2 separate regions of the Homo sapiens genome follow, and region 2 is linked to region 1. Evidence: chromatin loops called from intact Hi-C (ENCODE). Cell type or tissue: Caco-2. All regions are shown on one strand. Links, peaks and the distances in the headings refer to the core of each region. The heading gives the core; the rest is flanking DNA.

What was found. Peaks named below come from ENCODE experiments on the same cell type or tissue, not always from the same donor. Only the 100,000 strongest peaks of a DNase experiment are listed, where the experiment ranks them.
Region 2: a loop joins it to region 1, with 7 times the contacts of the local background. A loop is called at or near these places in 1 of 110 quality-filtered maps.

What each region holds. Positions count from the first base shown.
Region 1 is chr3:166,338,832-166,346,971 of GRCh38, reverse strand. No RefSeq gene overlaps it. Among named protein-coding and RNA genes, the nearest start is that of BCHE, 510 kb to the right of the region's middle. In Caco-2, for the core only: no CTCF peak of the experiment used is centred there; a DNase peak (open chromatin) is centred at 4,101.
Region 2 is chr3:166,442,703-166,450,842 of GRCh38, reverse strand. No RefSeq gene overlaps it. Among named protein-coding and RNA genes, the nearest start is that of BCHE, 610 kb to the right of the region's middle. RefSeq lists a silencer at 1,435-1,635 and enhancers at 5,538-6,038, 6,039-6,539. In Caco-2, for the core only: no CTCF peak of the experiment used is centred there; no DNase peak of the experiment used is centred there.

The DNA of each region.
Region 1 (8,140 bases), core at 1,429-6,428:
ACGTATGATACCAGTTGTGGGTATTTAGTATGTGACTTTTATTATGTTGAGGTATGTTCCTTCAATACCCCGATTTTTGAGGGATTTTATCATAAAGAGATGTTAAATTTTTCTAAAAGCATTTTCAGCATCAATTGAAATGATCATATAGTTTTTGTTTCTCATTCTGTTGGCATAATGTATCAAATTGATTCATTTGTATATTTTAAACCATCTTGCATTGCAGAGAAAAGTTTCACTTGTTTATGACAAATGGTAGTTTTGATGTATTGTTGAATTTTATTTGCTAATATTTTGGTGTGGATAATTGCATCAATATTCATCAGGGATACTGGCCTGTAGTTTTCTTCTTCTTTCTTTCTTTTTTTTTAATGTGCCTTTGTCTAGTTTTGGTTTCAGAGTAATTCTTACTTTGAGTAATGAATTTGAAAGTATTCCCTCCTCCTTGATTTTTTAGAAAAGTATAACTAGGCTTGTTATTAGTTCTTCTTTAATTGGTCGTATTCAGTAGTAAAACTGTTCATGTTCCAGGCATTTCTTTACTGGGAGAATTTTTATTATGGCTTCAATATTGCTACTTGTTATTGGTTTGTTCAGGTTTTGAATTTCTCCCTTCTTCAGTTTTTGTAGGCTGTATGTGTCTAGGAATTTGTCCACTTCTAGATTTTCCATTTATCTGGCATGTAGTTACTCAAGGTATTCACTAATAATCCTTTGAGTTTCTGCAGTATCTGTTGTACTGTCTCATTTTTGTCTCTAGATTTTTTTATCTTGATCTTCTTTCTATTTTCCTTAGTTTGGCTAAAGGTTTGTCAACTTTGTTCAACTTTGCAAAAAAACAACTTTCTGTTATATTGATATTTTGTATTGTTTTCTTCATTTCAATTTCATTTATTTCTGTTCCTCTGTTCTTTATTTTTGTTGTATTCTACTAATTGTAGGTTGCCTTTGCTCTTGCTTGTCTAGTTCTTCAAGATGCGTGGTTAAGTTGTTGATTCAAAGGTTTTCTTCTATTTTTATGTAGTTTTAATTTTTTTATCACTATAAACTTTCCTTTTAGTGCTGCTTTTGCTGTGTTTCATAGGTTTTGATATGCTGTGTTTCCTTTACCCTGGGTTTCAAGAAATTTTTCAATTTTCTGATTAATTTCTTTATTGACCTGCTGGCTATTTTAGAGCAAATTGTTTATTTTCCATGTGTTTGTATATTTTAAAAAATTCCTCTTGTTGATTACTAGTCTTATTCCATTCTGTTCAGAGAAGATGCTTATTATCTTGTTTTTTTTTATTGTTTTAAGGTTTGTTTTGTGACATAACATATGGTCTATTCTTGAGAATGATCCATGGGCTGAGGACAAGAATGTGTATTGTGCGGCCATTGGGTGAAATGTTCTGTAAATATCTATTAGGTTCCTTTGATTGATAGTGCAGATTAAGTCCAATGTTTGTTGATTTTCTGCCTGGAAGGTCTGTTCAATACTGAAAATGGGATGTTAAAGTCTCTAGGTGTTGTTGTATTAGGGTCAATCACTCTCTTTAGCTCTAACAATATTTGCTTTATATATCTGGATGCTCACATGTTGGTTGAATATATATTAAACATTATTATATTCTCTTGCAGAATTGACTCCTTTTGCATCATATAGTGGCCTTTTCTGTTTTTTCTTATAGCTTTTATCTTAAAATCTATTTTGTCTAATATAAGTATGGTGACTCCTGTTCTGTTTTAATTTCAACTGGCATGAAACACCTTTGTCTATCCCTTTATTTTCAGTCTATATATGTCTTTACATGGGAAGACTGTTTCTTAACCACAGAACCTTGGATGTTATTTTTCTTATCTAGACAGCAAGTCTATGTATTTTTATTGAAGTGTTTAGTTCATTTATATTCAATGTTATTATTGATAAATAAGGACTTACTTTTGCCATTTTGTTATTTTTTTCTGCTTGGTTTTTGGCCAGCCTGCCTTTATTTTTTTTTTTCTCTCTCTGTCTCTTTCTTTCTTTCTCTTTTCTTTCCCTTCCTTCCTTCCTTCCTTCCTTCCTTCCTTCCTTCCTTCCTTCCTTCCTTCCTTCCTTCTTTCCTTCCTTCCTTCCTTCCTTCCTTTCTTTCCTTTCCTTTCTTGCCTTCATTTTAGGGACAGTTATTTTCTCTGGTGATACAATGTAGTTTCTTTTTATATGCTTTTTGTGTCTCCTTGTATGTGTTTTGCTGGAACTTTCTATGAGGCTTGAAAATTCTATCCTGTAAACTATGACTTTAAGCTGATAAAGCACTGTTTGCACAAACAACCAGCCAAAAAAATAAATAAAAGCTCTACACCTTAACTTCATTTTCCCACTTGTTAAATGTTTGCTCCCTCTATTTATATCTTAATTGCTATGTCTTTAAAAGTTTTTTAAATTTGCTTATTGTTTAGAATTTCTTCTTAAGATAATAGTAATTAAACACAATAGTTACAGTATTGTAACATTTTCTGTTATTCTGTCTACTTGCTATTACCAGTGAGTTTTCTACCTTCAGATTACATCTTCTTGCTCTTTGACATCCTTTTATTTCTGACTGAAGTACTATCCTTAGCATTTCTAATTGGACAGCTGTGGTGTGGATGAAATTCCTCAGCTTTCATTTGTCTTGGAAAATCTTCATTTTCCTTTGTGGTTGAAGGATATTTTTCTCAGATATTCCATTCTAGGGTAAAAGCTTATTTCCTTTAGCACTGTAATACATCATGCCACTCTATCCTGGCCTGTAAGATTTTCACTAAAAAGTCTGCTGAAAGATGTATTGGAGCTCTATTTTATATTATTTGTTTCTTTTCTCCTGCTGCTTTTAGGGTCCTTTCTTTATCCTTGACCTTTGGGAATTTGATTATTAAAAGCCTTGAGGTAGTCTTTGGATTAAATCTGCTTGGTGTTCTATAACCTTTTTTATTAGGATATTGATATTTTTCTCTAGGTTTGGCAAGTTGTCTGTTATTACCCTTTGAGTAAACTTTCTACCCCTGTCTTTTTCTCTGTCTCCTCTTCAAGGCCAATGACTCTTAGATTTGCCATTTGAATCTATTTTCTAGATCCTATAGATAAGTTTCATTTTTTTTTTTTTTTGAGACAGAGTCTTGCTCTGTTGCCCAGGCTGGAGTGCAGTGGTGTGATCTTGGCTCACTGCAAGCTCCGTACCCCGGGTTCACGCTATTCTCCTGCCTCAGCCTCCTGAATAGCTGGGACTACAGGTGCCCCCCACCATGGCCAGCTAATTTTTTTGTATTTTTAGTAGAGAGAGGGTTTCACCGTGTTAGCCAGGATGGTCTCGATCTCCTGACTTAGTGATCCACCTGCCTTAGCCTCCCAAAGTGCTGGGATTACAGGCTTGAGCCACTGTGCCTGGACTATTTTTTATTCTTTTTCTTTTGTCTCCTCTAACTGCATGTTCAAATAGCCTGTCTTCAAGCTCACTAATCCTTTCTTCTGCTTTATCAATTCTGCTATTAAAGGACTCTGCTTCATTCCTCAAGATGTCAATTGCATTTTTCAGTTCCAAAATTTCGGCTTGATTCTTTTTAATTACTTAAATCTCTTTGTTAAATTTATCTGGTAGAATACTGAATTCTTTCTCTTTATTATGTTGAATTTATTTTAGTTTCCTCAACACAGCTATTTTGAATTCTGTGTCGAAAAGATCACATATCTCTTTTTCTACAGAATTGGTCCCTCTTGCCTTATTGATTTCATTTAGTGAGTTCATGTATTCCTAAATGATCTTGCTATTGTGGACATTTTTCTGTGTCTGGGCATTGAAAAGTTAGATATTTGTTGTGGACTTCAGAGTCTGGGCTTATTTGTACCTGTCTTCTTGGGAAGGCTTCTTGCAAACTTGGGGTACTGCCTTGAAGGTTTTGAACAAGATCTGGATCACCAGGCGGAGTCTCTTGTTCTCTTCCCTTACTTTGTTCCAAATCAATAGAGAATCTCTCTCTCTCTGCTCTGAGCCATCTGGAGCATTCCAGTGGCCAACATCGCTATGACTGCCCTGGGTTTACCATGATGTTAGCACAGCAGTGGGTCTCACCAAATACCTGCTGTAACCACTCCCTGGCTTTCACCTGTGTTTGCTCAAGGCCCTAGAGTTCTATACTCATTAATTAGGTGATAAAGCCAGCCAGACCTTTGTTCTTCCTTTTGGGGCAATGAGCTCTCTCAGGCCCTGAGTGGGTCAAGAGCTGCCATCAGGGGACCAGGGATTAGTTAAAAACCTTAGAAGTCTACCTGGTGTTCTAATGTACTGCAGCTCAGCTGGTACTCAAACCACAAGATGCAGTCCTTTTCACTTTTTCTTCCTCTTTACAAAGGCAGAGGAGACCCACCCTGTGGCAACCATCACCACAGACCCATGGGAAGTACTGCCAGACTATCACTGATGTTCCCTTTAATCCCAGGGACACTTCAGTCAACCTGTGGTGAAAGCTGACTGGCCTGGGACTCTCCCTTCAGGACAGCGAACTCCCCTCTGACTCAGGGCAGGTCCAGAAATGCCATTCAAGAGTCAATTCCTGGAATCAATGACCCCAAGAACTTACTTGGTTCTCTACCCCACTGTGGCCAACTTGGTACCTAAAGTGTAAGGCAAAGTCCCTTTTACTTTTCCTCCCACTTTTCTAAAGCAGAATGAATCTCTCCACATAACTACCACAGCAAAAAATGTGCTGATTCTCACCTGAAGCCAATAAGTCTGAGTCTGACCTAAGGCCTTCAACATAGTACATGGGTGTCACTGCTAGTTTCTCCAGGGTAGGGTTTTTTTAGTTAGTAGGTGATGAAGGTTGTCAGGACTGGGTTCTTTCCTTTAAAGCAGAAGGTTCTCTTCTGGTCCACAATGTGTCTATAAATGTTATCCCAGAGAAAGGGCCTGAAAAGAGGGTCTACCTACTCTGACCAGTACCCTATTCTGTTATAGGTGAGCTAGTATACAAGATGTAAGACAAAGTCCTCCCCACTCTTCTTTCTCCTGTCCTCAAATGGAAGGAAGGAAACTCTTTTGGAGTGCTGAGCTGTGCAGTCTGGGGTTAGGGAAGGAGTGATGCCAGCACTGCTTTAGCTGCCAAGGATGGTGTTCTAGCAAATCACATTTTCCCCCATTCCCCTGACTCAGGGCCCAGTTCAGCACCAGGATTCTAGGATTTGCAGTCTTTTTGTCCTAGTTGTCTTTCAAGTTTATTTGGTTCCTCAGAGCTCTTTAGCCCACAATAGCAAGGCTTGCAGGAACTCAAGTCTGACTGCTGGGATTGAGGATTTCCCTCTGGCTAAGCCTGTTTTAAATGTTACCTCTGTGGGCAGGCATCAGCTGAATTTGTTCCAGTTTTTCTTTCTGCTATAACAGGGCAGCACTGAGGTAGTGCCTCACAGTTGCTGTTCCCTCACTCTCCCCAGAGCACAGGAACACTCCCTGCACCACTCAGCTGCTGCTGGGGAATATAAGAGGGGTGGCATTTGCCATTCAAGACTGTTTTTCCTACCTCTTCAGTGCCCTCTTTCAGCTATATGAAATTACAACCAGGTGCCATGAGGGCTCATCTGATTTTTGATTCTTATAAATGTGCTTTTTGTCTGAAGATAGTTGTTAAACTGTTATCCTTGTGGGGATAATTGATGGAGCCTTCTATTCTGCCATCTTCATTCATACCGTCCTGACCATTCTTTATATATGTGTATCATTTGAAATTGTACTGTTTATCACACACAGATGTAAAAAAGACTCAAATTTTAATCTGCATTTGGAGAATAACTGCATTAACAATTACATTTAAAAACTGCATGACATAAAAAGATTTTTTAAAGTGTTTTTGTTTACATTCTGCAAGCATGAAAGTTTCTGTTTGAACCTAAATGATGTAAGACATGAGCAATCACTGAAGTCATTGCCTTAATCCCAAATTCACAAAACAATCTATCAATCATAACAAAATTCTTGCTTTATTGTCTGTTTACAGCTCCATAAAGTATTAGATTAGTGATCAAAGATCACATCTTTTGATGCTGACACCAAAAGACAAATACCAGAAGAATTTACACATGGGGAGGAACTATCCTTCAGATAACAGACTGACATCCTGAAACATAATAATGGTGTATGACAATTTGAAGTGTGGGGTCCTGACTATATTAAATACAGGGTTCAGGGAGTTGTAAGTCATTTATGGTAACTGGCTTGTCAAGGTGACATATCTTGTCAAAGAAAGGTTGGAAAAGAGAAGCCTGTGGTAAATGAAGACAGACTTTATATTTTATCAATATTTCCAACCCACTGAGTTGATATTTTTTTCATCTTTATATACTAATGATAAAAGGAATTCAGATTATAAATTACATTTATTATAAATATTTCATAAGCATTGTAGACATATTTTTATAGACTATAAATATTTATTTTCTTTTCCTCAGAAAATGTTACACAGAAACTCAAATCTGAATGATAAAACCAAGCTTTGAAAGTCCCTTTATTTATTTCAATTTTACAAAATAATATATAATCATACTCACAAACTTGAAAACATTTCTGACATTTTAGTTTACTTTTCATTTGTAAATTAGTACAATATAGAACATTTAAAAATATTTACTCTAGGAGAGCAAGTTCTCTTTGCTATTCAAGGAGAATAAGGCAGCTATCCAAATACACAGCTAATTTTATAGCTTTCTCATAAAGCAATTTTGATTCACTTCTTGGATTTTCTATTTTTTTAAGAATATATGTATATCCAGAATTTTAATGATGACCTCATAAAATTGCTCATATGAAGACATTATTGAAACTTGTATATAATATAAATACCTGATTATATATATACACTTACGTGCTTAATATATTGAGGTACTGATCACATACCATATCAGGATAAATGTTCTTTACTATTAATAACATACATATATCACATTTACTCAGACCTATGGGCTCATTTGTATATTAACAATATTATTTACCCAAAATGAATTTTTTTACTTTTTTATTATTATTCATTTAATTAATATGTGTATCATGGGACAGTCTGCATTTAAAAAACTATTTGGTTAATCATTTGTCATTCACAGTCCTACAGAAAAAAGAAACCAACTTTTACTGATGAAGACCAAATGATGCATTAAAATGTAACTGTAATTTCAAATTTTAAACTTATTGCTTAATAATTCCCTACCTTAAAGAAAATGGTGGAGAAAAGAAAGTAGGGCAAACATATGAGAATAAAATACCATATTCTTTTTATTCAGCAATTTTTAGTGAAGTACACAAATCTGATAGTATAAAGGTAAAATTTTAGAAGAAACAAGCTACAAGATTTTTAAATTCGAACAGTTTTCTATTTCATTTTCAAATGGTCCACAGACATACACATTCCTCATATACTAAGGCATTCATGCAAATGCTTAAAGTAGAATTTTCCCTCTCTTTTTTATAGATATAGAATAGAAGTAAGGTAAACTATTCTCTCTTTAACGTAGAAGTGATGAAAAATGCATGTGTTTGTGCATACACACGCACAAAGAATAGAGGAACACTAGAAAATGGGATTTTTGAAAGAGTAGGAAACAGGGATCCAGCTGAGTTAATAAAGGGCAGTTTAAGTGCTCAAGACTATATTTGGAAACTAGATAGTCATGCCTCTTATTGACAAAGATATGTTGGTAAGCAACTTTGTCATTGCACAACTATCATAAAGTATACTTACATAAACCTAAAATGTACAGTCTACTAAACACCTAGGCTATAAGGTAAAACCTATTGCTCCTAGGCTACAAACCTGCAGAGAATGTTACTATTCTGAGTACTGTAAGCAACTCTAATACAATAGTTCTTGTGTATATGAACATAGAAAAGTTACAATATGATAAAAGTTTTATAAGATCGCTGTCAAATATGTGGTCTGTCAAGTGTTAATATTTAATGATTGCAGGTTTAAAATCATTACTTCTCAACACAAGCTACATTTTATGTTCAATTTTATACAAGCAATGATGCAAAGATCTCACACTAGAGGTTTTGATTCATTGATCCTAGTATGTTTATGAGACACTGTCTAGCCAGGGAGTTAATAATGTAGGCCATTCTCCATTCTTATAGATAGATGATTACTTGAAGACTGCATA
Region 2 (8,140 bases), core at 1,070-6,069, 100 kb before region 1:
TGATCGCTATACACTGTGAACTGATGCACTATTAGATTTACTGAGCCACACTGAGGTGTTTATTTGTAAGCTGGAAAATGACAAAATAGAACACATTCTGAATTCTAAGGTGTTCTTACCTTTTTAAAGCATTTGGCTGTGGGGACCCAAGGTGGAAATTATCCTGTATATTGACTGAAAGACTAGTCAAAGAATTGAATGGTCCCACCCAAAATACCAATAGCTTCCTTGTTGGGAAACATTGAACAAAGAGAATAATCTTTCAACATTTTTTGTTAACTATAAATTTTATCTAAATATTTTTTCTAAAAGACTTATGCAGAAGAATATATTTTAAAGCTTATATATCAAAATATTGAATCATCTCTAGATTAGAGGTATAATATATATTTTTCTTTGTGACTGTTTTCTGAAAAGTTATGATGATTTTATTTGCTTGATTACACAGATTTGTCTTTTCTATTTTAATATTTTCCACTTCTGTTTTATGTATTTGTTCTTTTAAAAATATGGCATGATGTTATTTCCCCTTCTGAGGTTGTTTCATTTTCACTGAATGCTAGTGCTGGATCGAACAAGCAAGTGACCATTTGCTCCAACTTTTATTTTCATACTCATATGTATTCAAATTTTCTGAAACAAATAATTGCAATTCAATTTTTGAGAAGACCCCCACATATGATAACTCCAAATGATTATCTTGGTGTATGTTTTAAGATAGTAATTTCTAAGACTGGCAACCAAAATCTTCCTTATTATAATTTAAAATAGTTTTGTTATTATTTAGGATTTATGTGAAAGAGGGTGAAGGTGATACATGCCATACGTCTCTACATTAAACAAATAGACAAATTAAACCACTTTTCTAGTTTAAGAGACTACCTAAATCTTGACAAAGCTGGGAGAAAAAAACATCATATTAAAAACATTACAAAATGATAAATTATATAACTGGAATGATCTTCTTAGAAAGTAAATTTATGCAATGATAATTGGATACATACATTTTCCCACAAGGCTATACATGGAGATTTTCATTATGCTGCTTTTGTGTTTGTAGAAATATGGAGAACACATAGTTTCCACTTCTAGAACAATGGATAAATAGAAAATGACTGGCACTGTGGGATTCTATGTGACACTTAAAGTCAACAATCAACATATACTTAAAATGAAACTAATAGATTTGGAAAAGATAGTGGTAATTAAAACAAAGAGTTATATATATATAATATATATATAATATATAATGTATTATATATATATATACACACACACACATTTGCATTTCTTTGGGTGAGAAGAATTGGACTGTTTAAAATAAATAAACATATATATCCTCAAATATATACATACTTTAAAAAAGTGAGAGAAGTTACACAGAGTCATATGGTTAGCCTTTGACTACCCCCCAAAACTCATCTTGAATTGTAATCTCCAGAATCCCCAAGTGTCAAGGAAGAGACCAGCAGGAGGTAATTGAATCATAGTTGTAGCTTCTCCATGTTGTTCTCATGATAGTGAGTTAGTTCTCATGAAATCTGATGGTTTTATAAGGGACTCTGCTCCCTCTGTTCAGCACTTCTTCTTCCTGCCATCTTGTGATAAGATGCCTTGCTTTCCCTTTGCCTTTCGCCATGATTGTAAGTTTCCTGAGCCCTGGAGGACTGTAAGTTAAATGTCTTTCCTTTATAAATTACCCAGTCTTGGGCAGTTCTTTATAGCAGTATGAAAACAGACTAATACACAGAGCAATTGTTATTAACTGAGAAATAAAAAAATATATACAATTCTTTGCTTCTCCATCATTCACTCTGCCATATTAATGCAGCATAACAAACCATTCCAAAACACAATGGCTTAAAACAATAAGAATTTGTTTTGTCTTGAGTCTGTGACTGAAAAATTCAGCTGGGCAATTTCTGAGTTTCACATGGATTCTCCGTCATGTCTGGGTATTACCTGACTGCTGTCTGGGGTATTATGTCTCTAGAAGTGAGCTGATTATTGCCTGGAACAACTTGTCTCTACTTCATTTTTCTCTCACCTCTCTCTGGTGGGCCAGCCTGGCTGTGTTTCCACATTGAAGGCAAAAGTGCACCAGTCCTTTTTTAGCTTTTTCTTATACTACAAATGCTAGGATATCAAAGGCAAAAGCAAGTCACATAGCTGAACTCAGAATTAAGATGTGTGTAATTATGTTATGTGCTTCATAACAGGAACTGCAAAGTCCCATTTTAAAGTGTATACATTCAGGAGAGGCAAAGGACTAGGGCTATTAAGGCAACAAGTTTATTACAGCCCAAAGGTTTAAAATCATGATTTACATTTTATTGGATGAGGGTTGCAAACAAAATGAAATAAAATATTATATTTTATTTTTAAATACATATAATTAATTAAATTTTATATTTCTATTTGTTTCTGCGCAAAACTAGAAAAAAAAATACCCAGGACAACATAAATTGGAACCTACTGTGCATTTACAAAATACAAATAGAAAGAAATACATCAACATAAAAATAATTTACTTGCAAAACTTTCAAATATAAAGCTACTTAGTCATACAAGATTCATTAAAAAAGTACTTGACAAACAACTGTTTTTCCATTATCTTAGGTGACTATGATTGTCAATTCAGTTGTTTTTGTGTATTACCTAAGGAATAGCTAGGGTCAGGAAGTAAATTTCACTCTGGTGTACAAAACATTGACAAGTATCTATGACAAGATTGGCTAATCTCACAGAACATTTGGCATAGATTTTCTTAAAGTATACTGGATTACATTTTTAGTAGGATTAAAACATTTTCTAAGAAATAAAATTTGGTGAAAATTAGTCATAAATATATAAGTCAGTCTAAGAGAATAAAGGCAAACAGTAATTGCAAAGTTGATTTCAGTTAGTATTCTATAAATATTCTCCAAATTGTATGTTAAATTTTTTATTTTATTTTATTATTGTTTTTGTTATCGTAAGGTAAATCAGCCACCACTGACAGCAATGATAATTGGGTTTATAATTTATGAGTAGCTGCCGATGATACAAAATTAAATATTGGACAAAGTTCACACATGATGACATATTATAAAACAACTAAGCAAAGAGAAGATAAGCAAGGATCAAAGCCATTTTAAAAAACTGGGTAACTTAAAAAGGCTTTTCCCTAGGCCTATCAGTTAAAAAGAAAAAAAAGAAAAAATAGAGAGACTCGTTCTCCATATAATATGGGGCTTTGAATGTGAGAAAAATAGAATCAAACACATTATTCCAGAACCTTTGATAACAAAACAAAAGTTACAGGAATAAATATTAGTCCCCATCTAAACAAATCATATCTGAGAACTTAATTAATAATGTAAATTTAACTTATCTGGTAAAATGTTTGAAAACAATTTGGCATTCTGATAGATTTTTTTTAATTAATTCTAAGGCAGTATTAAAATATGTTGGACTAGCTTTTCACAACTGAATATTAATTTAAGGGATCAATTTTTGATATGCTTAATCTCTTCAACTACTTTCTACAGAAAAATATGTGCATGAAAGACTAGAGCATAATGACATTTTGGTGCACTACTGAGCACATACATGGCAGTGGTCCCATAAGATAATAATTGTGCTGAAAAATTCCTATGGCCTAGTTACACTGTAGACATTGTAACATTTTAGTGTAAGGCATGACTCGAGTTTGTGGCGTTGCTGGTGTAAACAAACCTACTGCACTGCCAGTTTAGAAAAGAAAGTATATAGTTAACTTCAGTACATTACTGGATAACGATAATAAATGGTCATGTTACTGGTTTATATATTTTTATACTGTACTTTTTATCATTATATTAGAGTGTATTCCTTCTACTTATTTTAAAAAAAAAGTAACTGTAGAAGAGGTACTTGCAACAGCTCCATTTGTGTTACGCCCCCTGAAGACCTTCCAGTGACACAAGATACGGATGTGAAAGACAGCGATATTGATAATTGTGGTACTGCATGGGCCTAGGCTAATGTGTGTGTTTGTGTCTTAGTTTTTAACAAAAAGTTGAAAATGTTAAAAATGTTAAAAACAGGAAAAGCTTATGGAATAGGGATATAAAGAAAGAAAATATGTTTATACAGCTGTACAACGTGTTTGTGTTTTAAGCTAAGTGTGGTTACACAAGAGTTAAAGAATTGAAAGGAATTAAAAAGTTTATAAAATAAAAAAGTTACAGTAAGCTCAGATTAATTTATTCAAGAAAGAAAATTTCTAAAAAGAATTTAATGTAGCCTAATTATACAATGTTTATAAAGTCTAGAGTAGTGTAGAGAAATGTCTCAGGCCTTCACATTCACTCACCACTCACCCAGTGACTCACCCAGTGGAACTTCCAGGCCTGCAAGCTCCATTCTTGGTAAGTCTTTATAAAGGTGTACCATTTTTTTTTATTTTATACTGTATTTTTAAATTATTTTATTTTTTATTTGAGATAGTGTCTTGCTGCTTCCCAGGATTGTTTCAAATTCCTGGGCTCAAGAAATACTCCCACCTCAACCTCCAGAGTGGCTGGGATTATAGGCACACACCACTACGCCTGCCATATTCTCTATTTTCACTATGCCTTCTCTATGTTTAGATATACCAATACTTGCCATTGTGTTACAGTTGCCTACAGTATACAGTTGAGTAACTTACTGTACAGTTTGGTAGCCTAGGAACAAAAGGCTGTAAGATATAGCCTAAGTGTGTCATAGGCTATACCATCTAGGTTTGTGTAAGTAAAATCTATATTTGCCTAATGACAAAATTGCTTAACAACACATTTCTCATCATTAAGCAATGCATGACTGTGCATTTATTTTCATTTTTCTGTTTGAAAGTACTTATTGATTTCTCAACTGAAACAATGTGATGGTTAATTTTAGGTGTCAACTTGCCTAGGCTGTGGTGCCAAATTGTTTTGTAAAATACCCAGCTAGATGTTGTGGGGAAAGTATTTTTTGAAGTAATTAACATTTAAATTGGTAGATGTTGAGTAAAGCAGATTACTTCCACAATGTGGTGGTCCTCATCCAAACAACGGAAAGCCTTAAAAACAAATCTAGGTCCCTGTTAAGAAAGGAATTCTCTGTTGAGTCAAAAATAGAAATTCTGCCTAAGTTTCCAGGGTTCAGACTGGAGACTGCAATATTAACTCTTGGCAGAATTTCTAGTTTACTGGCCTGATTCTAACTTGCATGCCCCCTCAATTGCATGAGTCAAAGGTGGTTTATTTGGCCCTTAAAGTAAACCTTCTCTCTTGTCTCTCTCTCTCTAGACATGAGATTTATCTATATTTATCAATCAATCAAATTTGTCTATACCAGGAGAACTTTAATATAAACAGGAAAATGTTATCTAGGCTAGTTTAATGTAGCAAAATTCAAATCAAACACTGACGAGACATTGAAGGCAGGTAAGAAAAGATATGTGAACAATCAGCTTATAAACAAGCAAATAATCCTCCTAAGATCCCTTGATCCATATTTTAACAAATAGAAGTCTCATTTGTTCTTAGGCCAAAATGATGGTAACTTACTCTTCTATCCTTAAAAATACTCAGCCAAATATCACTTATTAAATTATTAAATAATTACTCCCCTAAACTGGAGTTCCTACATAGTTTTGAATACTTTATCCAAAATGTATGCAAGTGTCACTGGATGCTTTGGCTGTTGCTTCACCAGCGGCAAACTCTGTGGCCAGCAGCACCTCTGGCTGAATTTCACTTGCACCCACTGGGCTTGTTTCCAAACACTCATCCGACAGGCTGTGCTTGCTTCACGCTATTGGCTTAGATCCCACGTCCACTGAGGGTGAGCCAGGTGCGGAGTAGTGAGGGATGTGTAAGCAAGTGAGCACAGGGTCCAGCCACTGCTCACAGCCAGGTGCGCTGGCTGCTGTGGCAGAACGGGTAGCTCCAGGTGCTGGCTCAGGTGCCAGCTGCATGGAAGGCTGCAGCTGGACTGGGCGTACCACAACAGCTTCTGCTGCAGGCGCCAGCATCTGAACAAGGGGAACAAGGTGGCATCTGAAAACTTAGAGATGCCAGCCACCACAGGGCCCCAAGGGGTGGAGGATGAGTTACCACTCTCTCAGTCCAGCTGCCCATGGCACAGCAAACATGGGACGGTGCCTGTTTCAGCCCATTTGTATTACAGCTTGGTCAGCCACTCTGGTCTGCAGCTCCTGGGCAGGCCCAGCCCTGCCACTGCTTCCCATCCCAAGAGGCAGCTGCCCAATGCCAGCAGAGGGTGAGAAGGCTACAGAGTTACGGCTCTGGCTTGGGGAATACTGAAATCTGAGGTCCCAGAAGGGTTGTGCTGTTTACTCCCACGGTCTGATGAACAAGAGCGTGTCACTGCTTGCAGCTCAGTGAGCTGGCCAGGAACATGTTACAGCCCTTTTTGTGCCTGCAATTCAGCAGGTCCTGAGTTCCTGTCTGGAGTCCAAGAACAATGCAATAATGCAGACAACTGGAGGGTGACCAAAGCAGAGAAAAGCTTTATAGAGTCACACAACAGCTCTCAGCAGAGAGTAGACCTGAAGTGGGTAGCTCTTATCTGCAGGCAGGTAGTTCAAAAGTGTCTCTGAGTCCAGCTGAGTCTGGGGTTTTTATAGGCTTAGAATGGAAGAACTGTGTGCTGACTGGTCCAGGGTGGGAGCAAGTGCTTGCTTATTGGTCCATGGACGGATCTGGAAAAAGTATCATTAGATTGGCCAAACTGCATCAAAGAAGTTCTCACTCCAGGCAGTGTACTCCACCAGGAACTGGCAGCCCAGATTTCAGACTTTCAGCTCTCTCCAGTCTGAAGGTGGGTTTCACCAGGGACCCGCCCCTCTCTGCTGAGGAATTTTTCTGCCTCCTGCCGCTATCACAAGTATCATGCTTCATGAAGTTATTGCCATAGCCCAATGTTTTACACTAGGATTAAAGAAATTTTCAGCATAGTTACCTCACTCTGAGGATTATTAAACATTTCAACATCTTATAGTGAATTCTGCAAAGAACAATTGATTAGGACACACTGGCAATAACTAAATAATGATACATATTTTTCCTCTCAAAAAATTTAACATACTAATGAAGACTCAATATCTAAGCTACATCTCCATCACCCTGAGAAAAATAGGACAATACTGATGAAACAGAGGTAATCTCTAATGATATAAAAGGAGAAATTTACTTGAACTCAACAGCCTGAATCTCAGGATTAACTTTTACCAGGAAAAATTAACAAAATGGCGATTAATTATTGAGACATATTCTGTAAAAACTGCTAAATTTCAAAGATAAAAATTGCATGTGAAAAGGCAGAGTACAGCACACACATATTTGTCTCCCTTCTGATTGTGTTATTGCTTATTATTATTATTTATTTTGTATTTTTTAAATTATGTTTTGTTTGTTTTTGTTTGATTGGTTTGGTTGGACATTAAACATACAACCATAAAGATGAGCAGAACAAAAATGTAGCAATAAAATTATGTAAATTAAAAAAACATATGTGAGCAGCAAAACACTTAAGGGATCTCTTGTGGGAGGAGAAGGTTTGTGAGGCCTAAAGCCTAAGCTGACAATGAGGAAGCTCAAGCCTAACTCCATTTGTACTATGCAATTCCAACCGTGTTCAGGAAATGGCTGCAACAGATACTCTGGAAGGGGAGGTAAATAGGAAACTTAAATGACAAGATTATTTTCTTGTCCATTTTTTTGAAAGACAGACTTCCAAATATGTTCCTACTTTCAAATCAGTCACTCAACTGCTCCACCCAGAAAAGAATTAAAATTTTGGCCAGGCGTGGTGGCTCACACCTGAAATCCCAGCAATTTGGGAGGCTGAGGCAGGTGGATCATTTGAGCTCAGGAGTTCGAGACCAACCTGGGCAACGGGGTGAAACCCCTTCTCTACCAAATACACAAAAAATTAACTGGGCATGGTGGTGCATGCTGTGGTCCCACCTACTCAGGAGGCTGAGGTGGGAGGACTGCTTGAGCCTGGGAGGGGGATGTTGCAGTGAGCAGAGTTTGCACTCAAGAAACCTGGGTGACAGAGTGAGAACCCATCTCAAAAAAAAAAAAGAGACAATGTTTTTTCTCAAGATCACAACGTCTAATGACTG